Linked DNA regions of Homo sapiens: regions 1 and 2 are each linked to region 3. Evidence: chromatin contacts called from ENCODE Hi-C or POLR2A ChIA-PET data. All regions are on one chromosome and are shown on one strand. Each heading gives the region's core, a stretch centred on a gene start or an enhancer-like site at or near the end of the contact. The rest is flanking DNA. Distances are from core to core; before and after follow the strand shown.

What was found. Hi-C counts contacts between places; a loop is a spot of excess contacts on that map. ChIA-PET counts read pairs that join two places held with the same protein, here RNA polymerase II (POLR2A). Pooled maps may share reads with other maps.
Region 1: a loop to region 3 is called in a map of CD8-positive, alpha-beta T cell, with 13 times the contacts of the local background. The contact joins the promoter of XPR1 here to the promoter of EDEM3 in region 3. A Hi-C loop is called at or near these places in 2 of 168 maps with a recorded cell type or tissue (CD8-positive, alpha-beta T cell and naive thymus-derived CD4-positive, alpha-beta T cell) and 8 of 50 pooled maps.
Region 2: a loop to region 3 is called in a map of CD8-positive, alpha-beta T cell, with 7 times the contacts of the local background. The contact joins the promoter of CEP350 here to the promoter of EDEM3 in region 3. A Hi-C loop is called at or near these places in 3 of 168 maps with a recorded cell type or tissue (CD8-positive, alpha-beta T cell and naive thymus-derived CD4-positive, alpha-beta T cell) and 10 of 50 pooled maps. POLR2A ChIA-PET finds 5 or more read pairs at or near these places in 1 of 52 experiments (CD4-positive, alpha-beta memory T cell).

The regions. Positions count from the first base shown.
Region 1 is chr1:180,630,466-180,633,281 of GRCh38, forward strand. XPR1 (xenotropic and polytropic retrovirus receptor 1) reads left to right here and starts at 1,557. Exons shown (of 15, transcript NM_004736.4): 1 at 1,557-1,805. The coding sequence starts at 1,737. RefSeq lists enhancers at 1,421-1,921, 1,922-2,422 and a silencer at 1,917-2,296.
Region 2 is chr1:179,953,480-179,956,179 of GRCh38, forward strand. CEP350 (centrosomal protein 350) reads left to right here and starts at 1,331. Exons shown (of 38, transcript NM_014810.5): 1 at 1,331-1,663. RefSeq lists an enhancer at 1,027-1,528 and a silencer at 1,316-1,765.
Region 3 is chr1:184,753,229-184,756,123 of GRCh38, forward strand. It overlaps EDEM3 (ER degradation enhancing alpha-mannosidase like protein 3), which reads right to left and starts at 1,630. Exons shown (of 20, transcript NM_025191.4): 1 at 1,261-1,630. The coding sequence starts at 1,418. It overlaps LOC105371649 (a long non-coding RNA gene), which reads left to right and starts at 1,946. Exons shown (of 3, transcript XR_922357.4): 1 at 1,946-2,305. RefSeq lists enhancers at 1,214-1,313, 1,784-1,883.

The DNA of each region.
Region 1 (2,816 bases), core at 307-2,806, 4.1 Mb before region 3:
CCAGCAGAGGGGAATCTTTATGGTGAGCAGACGGAGGTCTGAGGTGAGAGGAGTCCTCACTCTTCTTTCTTTATTTTTTTGACCTTGATTACCCTTTCACCAGAGGTTAAGGCTTTTATACAGAAAAAGCCAGAAAGACTCATAGTCTATGCCTATTTTCCATCTTGTGTCATCCCTCTCCTGGGGAAATGATTGCAGAATCCCTATTGGCATGAATTAAGGGGAAGAGAAAGGGGAAAAAAGTACATGGAGAAAAAAAGACAACAGCAGAGAATGATATCTCAGAGCACTGCTCCAGGCATAGCAGTTCCCTAGTAAATCTTGAAATCTCATCAAAATTGTGAGGGTTAGGCTGAGCAAGGTGGCTCATGCCTGTAATTCCAGCACTTTAGGAGGCCTAGGTGGGAGGACTGTTTTAGCTCAGGAGCTCAAGACCAGCCTGGGCAACATAGCAAGACCCACATCTCTCCCAAAAATAAACAAAAAAATTAGTTTGGCATAATGGCATGTGCCTGTAGTCCCAGCTACTCAGGGGGCTGAGGTGGGAGGATGGCTCACAAACCTATGTGAGGTAAGGCTGCAGTGAACCATGATGGTGTGACTGCACTCCAGCCTGGGCAACAAAGCGAGACCAAAAAAAAAAATGTTAGAATCAAGGGACAAAGTACATGTAAGAGGTTTAGAATAGCACTTGGTACAGGAACAGTGAGTGCTCAATAAATTATTATTAGGTCTCCTCCACCCAGGGTAGGACCTGGGTTTCTGTCCTGAATTGGGACTTCCAAGACAATCACTCCCACACTCAATGTAGTACAGAGCTCTGTGAGTGATCTCTGCCCATGTTCCCCAGGGACACTTCAGCCTGGGTGCTGGGCCTGTTTCCGGTTTTACTGGGGTGGGCTTAGAGCTGTACTTCTACGGGGTTCTCTTTCCTCTCAACGTTGGTTTCCCTCCCAACCCTCACCCCCAACCCCAGGAAGCTCAGTTTACAAGTGCGGTCGGTACCCTCATTTGGTGTTTTTATTGGCTTTTCTGATAGCCCCTGGACTAGACAATTACATTGAAATTCAGAAGCAGCATGCACTTTTTGGCATTGATGTCTTTAATTAAATTCAATAAGCACTTATTGAGCACCTAGAGTGTGTAAAATACTGTTCCTTTAAATACATTTAGTCCTGAACTGTTTTAGCTTCTTAGTTTGGATTAGTGCTGATCCATTTCTTAAAGGTTTTATGAAGCATAAATATCAAAATGGAAAAATATTTGCACAGTTCTTTGTAAATATAAACGTCTTGTGTGGATTATTGTTGCTACAGTATTAATATTAACTGCAGTAACAACACTGCTGCTTCCCAGACAGGCGGTAGAAAGCAGCTGTAGGCCAACAGGAGCCAGACTGAAGAGATCCAGGGAGGTGCCTCCAGCACGTACGGCCCACAAGGGGCGGAGTCTTAAGAAGCGTACCCAAGCCCCACCCCTTACAGCACCCCCTTCGTCAGGGCGGTGTAGGCGGTTACCATGGCGATGACGTCCAGAGGGCGGGGAGGGGCGGGGCTATGGAGAGGAGGAGGAAGATGGCGGGCGGGCTGCTCTGAAGAGACCTCGGCGGCGGCGGAGGAGGAGAGAAGCGCAGCGCCGCGCCGCGCCGGGGCCCATGTGGGGAGGAGTCGGAGTCGCTGTTGCCGCCGCCGCCTGTAGCTGCTGGACCCGAGTGGGAGTGAGGGGGAAACGGCAGGATGAAGTTCGCCGAGCACCTCTCCGCGCACATCACTCCCGAGTGGAGGAAGCAATACATCCAGTATGAGGTACCGGCACGGCTGGGGTGTGGGAGGACTCGGAGGGGCCACCATCTCGCCAGTCCTGACGTCCACCGCCGCCTTCCGCTTCAGCTGGCTCCCTGTGCCCGGGCAGACTTTGACCCGCTGCCGCGGGGAGCCACTGCGGCATCCCCGCCGCGGCCGGCCGCCTCCCGGCTCCGCTGTCCTTCCCCTCCCCCGCAGCCCCGCTGCCGCCGGGGTAACGGATATGCAGGCGGAGGGCCGGGAGGAAAGGCGCTGCCCGGGCCGGGGCCGGGGCCGGGGAACGGTGGGAGGGTGAGCTGCAGGTGGGGGAGTCACGGTGCGAGGGCAGCCCCGGGTCGCGGCTGTTCCGCGCTAATCCCCTTCTCCCCACTCGCCCTGACCTCTCGTCCCCACCCTGGGCGAGCGCCCCCTCGCCAAGGTTAGGTCTTGTTTCTCTCTCTACACCTCTCACCAAGGAATCCTTGTCTTCCAAGAGAAGCCCCTCCAGTGATTTCCTTCATTCCAAAGAGCCCTTCGGCTTTTTCCCACTTGCCCACTGTTGACAAAGGCTTTGTAACGGGGTTGAAACTTGACTTAAGTGTGTATCACATATGTAGTGGTTATAGTTTTTGTAAACACGTTGTAATCAACTATTCTGCTTTGATAATAAGACTCTTTTTACTGATTGCATGAAGTCTACAGAGTAATAACATCTTTGTTTTTGCCTCTTGTTTTGGAATGGAGGGAAGAGAAAGGAGAGAAGAGAATTATTAACATTTTTTTATTTTCTGCTAAGTTTTTGCTAGCTGGGGAGAAAATTAGTATATTGTAAACAATATACCTTACCTGTGTATTACAGAAATCATGCTCCCCATTCCCTCCCAATTTCTGTGCTAACACTGCTGGAAGGTATTTAATAGATAATAAGGAACCTTACATTAATAAAGGGAAAAATAAAGATAATGAACCCATTTATATGTTCAGAAGACAAGATACCTAAGAGGCTTTAAGCATTGCAATAGGTTATTCTCAGTA
Region 2 (2,700 bases), core at 81-2,580, 4.8 Mb before region 3:
GCCAGGCTGGTCTTGTACTCCTGACCTCGTGATCCACCCGCCTCGGCCCCGCAAAGTGCTGAGATTACAGGCGTGAGCCACTGTGACCGGCCAGTACGTGTTTCTTCGTTTTAAAAAAGTGAGTATATTTAATAAGGTGGTTGTTTACATTCAGTAAAATAGCGCATGAAAAGCATCTAACACAGGGCTTTAAACAGCAAGACTGGGCAAAACCTAAATAACATTTTCCTTATGTTGTCTTTTTTGCTACCACTTGCACCATACGATTACCCACATTTCCTGTCCCCTCCAGTGCAGCTTCCTGGAGACACTTCACACGTATGCAGGACTTCTGTACATCCTACTCAGGCACAGCTGTAGGCCCTACAAAGAGGGACCATTTACTGCCTCCTGCTGTCATTGATATTCGACAAACATTTATTGAGCACCTACAATGTCCTAGTTACTGTGCTAGGCCATTTTGGGGTATAGAGAGATAAAACAGATCTTAAAGTCTTCACGACACTTAAAGATGAGAAACAGTCTCTGGGTAAATAACTATCGGAGTTCAGAAGGTGGACAGAAGTGGTGGGCGGCGAGTCTGTGTGCAGTGAGCACCTAGCGGAAGATGGCATTATTTGCAGAAGAGAGGTCCTTTAAGCCAAGTCTTGATAGATGATTTCACCACGCGGAGATTGGGAAACGAGGACAAAGATATGAGAAGATATGTTGGCCACAGAGAGCCTCTCAAAGCACTGTTAAAGCAAAGCCAATACTTAATGGGAGGAAACTCCGTTTTACTTGCGTGGAGTCTTAAGTCATTAGATGCATGCTAAACAGAACTGTAACCCTCGCGAATAAAACGGCCACAGTGACAGCAGTGGGTAACGGCAGAGCTGCAACTACTCTGACAGGGGTGACGACTTATTTGGACGACAGTTGGTGAAACATTGTAAACTCTCAGAAGCTGCCGTTTCCAGACTTTGAGTTCATTCTTGTCGAATCCCCAGCTTGTTTTCTCAGCCCGGGGTGAAATGCGCAGCCAAAAGGCCCAATGAGCGTCAAAGCGAAAGGGCAGGGGTGGTCTCTTCTGCGGATATACCTTGGCTCCTCCCAAGTCCTACGAGTTTAAACTTCGACGCACCAAACATGGCTTCTTCGCGGTTCTGCTCCTTGTTTTATTTCGCTCCCACCTTTCGGCCACACTCAACATGGCCCTAACCGAAGGTTGGCATGCCTGTGGCACTGTCTCGGGACAGTTCTCGCGAGGTTTGCCTGGGCCCGACTGCTCCCGCCCTGCCTCGCGCCGCCGCCACAGCCGCTGCCGCTGGCGCCGCTCCTCCTCCGTGTCAGTTGTTGGGCTGTAATGGCGACTGGGCCGCCCCTGACGAAGTGACTCCCGGGCCGGGGAGCGGGGCCAGACCTGCGCCAGAGAGAACTGCAGGGAGCCGCAGCTCGGGGGGTGGCTTGCCCTGAGGGAGGGGAGGCAGCCTTTCCGCCTTGTCTTCCTTCCCAGCGGACCGGCGGATCCCCGGAGCCGGTGCGAGGAGGGCACCCGGTGCGTCCCCGGAGCGGGGAGGCCAGGCCGGGCAGCCCTGGGGCCGGTCGGGGCGGCGTCACTGCACCCTCCGCCAGGCTCCGCGGGATGCACCGTGGTAGCCGAGGGCGGAGGCGACACTCTCAGGTGAGCTCCTGTAGGACCTGGCTGGGACCGCGGAGTCTCGCTCAGCCTCAACTGTCTCTGTCCGCGGTCCCGGGTCCCCGGTGGCGGCAAGAGAGGCGGGGCCGGGCGCGGAGAGTCTTGGCCCTGCTTGGCGTCCCCCTCGGGGAACCTCCCTGGGTTCTGAGGCTTTTCGGGGACCTAGGTTTCGGGTCCCACCAGTGCCTGCTGAAGACGGAATTTCCTTCCTTACGTGCCAGTGTCCTCCCGCCTCCTCCACCCCTCCTCTAGCCTGCAGAGGTAAGATACCTCTAGCCTTTGCTGCCCGGAGAAGTGTCCCTTCTTCATCTGGCGATCAGGCGTATTTGGGGAGATTCCGGGGACTGGCTCCAGTGGCAGGGATGATCAGTTTCTGTTCCTTTTCAGTGGGGATCACATTCTCAAGTATAGGGAAAACTTTGATCTACTCTAGTCTAGCGGCTGCTGAAGGTAGTTTATTCACAGATAATTTGGGGAAAGATTTAAAAGGCTTTATGTTTTGGAAGTTGTCAGTATTTTCCTCTGCCTTTTAAATGCAGCTCAACATGCTAAGTAATATTTAGCTAATGTCACAAGATATGAATTGGAATTTGCCTGGATTTTAAATATTCAGATAGAAAGTTGCACATAGGCATAGATTTTAATGTTTTAATGCAGTAGCAAATCCTTCATATGGGAAAAAACAGGTTGTCAGAAATAGTGATCAATATCCATGTACTCCACCTGATTGTTTTGTTTTGATGGTGATCCTTGTTTTGAATTTGGGGAAGTCGTTATTGTTGCCATGTTAACGATACCTCCTGCCCTGTATTTGAAGAGTTTTAAAAGAAAGACTATCTTTGGCAGAGCTAGTAACAATCTGAAAAGTTCTGTAGAAACAATGATAAAATACTAAAAGTTGCCCTCCATTCTGAAAATTTCTTCGTTTAATATATTGTTTTTAAACAAGGAAATGCACTGCTAATGACATGGAATTGTGACTTTGAGGGATTGTTAGACCCATGCTGGAAGTTGCTTCAAAG
Region 3 (2,895 bases), core at 380-2,879:
TGGGATGATACTATACATATTATTCTACAACTTGCATTTTTTTTTGTTTTGGAAATATATTCTGGATAGGCTTCCAGTGACGTACTTCCTTCTTCTTAATGTCTCAATATTATTCCATAATATGAACGTACCCTATTGAACCATTTCCTCCAAGGAAGAGCTGTTCTTTCAAAATGCACTTTTTTTTTTTTTTTTCGAGACAGAGTTTCGCTCTTGTTGCCCAGGCTGGATCTATCTCTGCATTAAGAGTGCTTTTATTTTCTTAGGGTAGATTCTCAGAAATAGAACTGATGAATCAAAGTGTGCACAATTTAAATTTTAGTAGATACTACCAATAAGTTACAGCAATTTACACTCTCACTAAGCCTTTTTTTTCTATTCCTTAACTAACCAGAACCGTATCCTTGTGTTTTGTATTATATTTACTAATCTGATGGGCAAAAACCAGCTAGCTCCTCGTTTTAATCTGCATCTCCTACGTTTATGGAGGTTGAGTAACTTTTCATGTTTATTTACCACTTCCATTTCCTCTTCTGGCTTAACCGTTCATGCCTTTCTCCCATTTCCTACTGGTTCTTCGCTTTTTTCTTATTCATGTGTAGGACCTCGTGTATGTATTACTCTGAATTAAATGGTGTAAATAGAATTGATAATTTTAACACACTTCCAAGACGGATAAAAACTACTGAATAGGTATACTTGAGACTTTTGAATAATTTCCCCCCAAACATTCTATTATGAAAATACAGTGCAAGAAAACACTGCAAGGAAATAGTAAAATGTGTAAAGTTCAAGTTCCAATGAACGCCCCCTTTTCCGTAACAGGTGTAAACATCATTTCCTTAACTACTGTGAGATCAGCAACATTTTCCCAGTTGGAAGCTCACTTGCGCGAGAAAGCTAACCATGCTTCGGTCGACAGGCAGCCAACCGCAGAACTCCAGCGCGCAGCGATGCGGGCTGTAGCCCCCTTCTTGGGCCACTGACATGGCAGCCGCGTTGACACACCGCGCCTGGCTTCAAGGAGCCTGCACATGTCACCGGCGGCCAGGGCGACACCCCGTCAGCTCCCCCGAGGTCAGGTCGCGGGCGGCGGTTCCCACCTCCCCGGACCCTGTCCACCCCTCTAGGGTTCTCGCGCGGGAAGAGCCGTTCCAATCGCGACAGGAGAGGCCACTACGCGACCGGGTCGCAATGACAGGCACCCCTCCTGTTGTCAGCCTCACCGAGAAACCCACCCCAGGCTGCCAGCACCCTTACCCAAGCTTCTGTTTCTCCTCCCTACTCATGGGCTCGGCCCCCGCCGTCCACACGGAGGTGGCCGACACCAGGCAGAACGCGGCCGTCGCCGCCACTAGTCTCCATCGCGCTCGCTGGGGAACCGGGGACCCACAGCCCCGGCCGCCGGCTTCGCTCATGGCCCCGCGGTTCCGCGCACGCGCAGCTGCTACGCCCGGCCGGTGAGACACATTGCTGGACGCTGGTGGCCAGGGGGCTGCTAGCCGTGCCGAGACGGGGCGGGATGCGGAGTAACACGGACGGCCGCCGGCGCCAAACTGTTTCCCGAAGCCACCAAGCCGGTCCCCAGCGCCAGCGCTGCCACCGCCCTCCGCCCTCAGTATCCCGGAGCGCCTCCCCCAGCTTTCCGGTGTCGTAGTCTAGGAAACCGCCTCCCCAACGTTACTTCCGGGTAGGGCCGAAGCCGTAGAGCCTCAGGACCAATGGAGACCTCATGGGAGAGGGGCTGTCTCCGGCGACTGGAGAGGGCATTGGCCAGGAGAAGTGAGACGTGGACAAAAGGCGGGACTGGGAAGGGATCTCTCGCTTCGACCCGCCTCCGACCCGCGGAGTTGCCCCCTGAGGACTACCAGTCCCAGTGTGCACTGCTTCTTCCCCGGCTCTCCCGCGAGCCGACTCGGAGCCGTGTCTCTCGCTTCTACCCGGGGTAGGCGCGCTGCACCCTGGGACTTGCGGTCCTCCGAGGTCGCCAGTGGTTGCTGGGATCCCACCTCCCCCTTTCCTCGGCGCCCTACAGTCAACCCTGTCTCGGTGGGCTGCGGAGTCCCGGGAAACCCGTCAGCTGTTTATCTCTCTTCCTCAGAAAGTTGTTTCCCAGAGAGCTGGCTGAATGAGGCGCACTGTCCCCATGTCAGTGCTGCTGCGTTAGGGAATAGTGTTGGAGTAGTCGTCTACCCTCAGGGAAATTCCAAAACACAGTAACAGCAAAATGAATTGAGCCTTTGAAGGCATTGCGCTAAGGTTTTTACTCGCAATCATCTCATGCACTCTTCTCAACTCTGATAGAGTAAGTACCACCATCCCCCTTTTGCAGACGAGAAAACAGAGGCTTAGAAAAGTTGGTTAACAAGAGCTCGTCACACTGCTGTATTAGAATCCATCCAGCCTCTGATTCGGAAGCCCTTGCATTTAACCACCGCGCAGTACTACAAGGATGAAGGAGCACGTGGGTCCTCGTACATGATTAATAATAGTTACCTCAAAAGCTCAATGTAAGGAGAGCTGTGTGGGCTGCAAAGAAGGTTTAATGAAGGAGATTGGAACTTGCAATGAATTTTGATGACCGAGTCCCAGGTTAACTATTGGTAAAATGACACATCGGTTCCTCTTGAAAAACCACATTGTTTTTCTAGTGTGGTCATTCAATAGGTGCGGAGTTTAGGAGCTTCGATGTGATCTCTGTGACCACAGTAAATTACTTACGTGTCCTTTAAGCAGTATTCGGCGGTCTTTCTGGAAACGTTTCTTCCTTGACTTTTATCACCTTACCTCTTACCTCTTAACCTCTTACCTCTTCTCTGGCTGACCCGTTTTCCTTCATTCTCTCGCTACTTTATATTAAAATACAGGTGTTCCCTTAAGGTTTTCTTTTTGTCC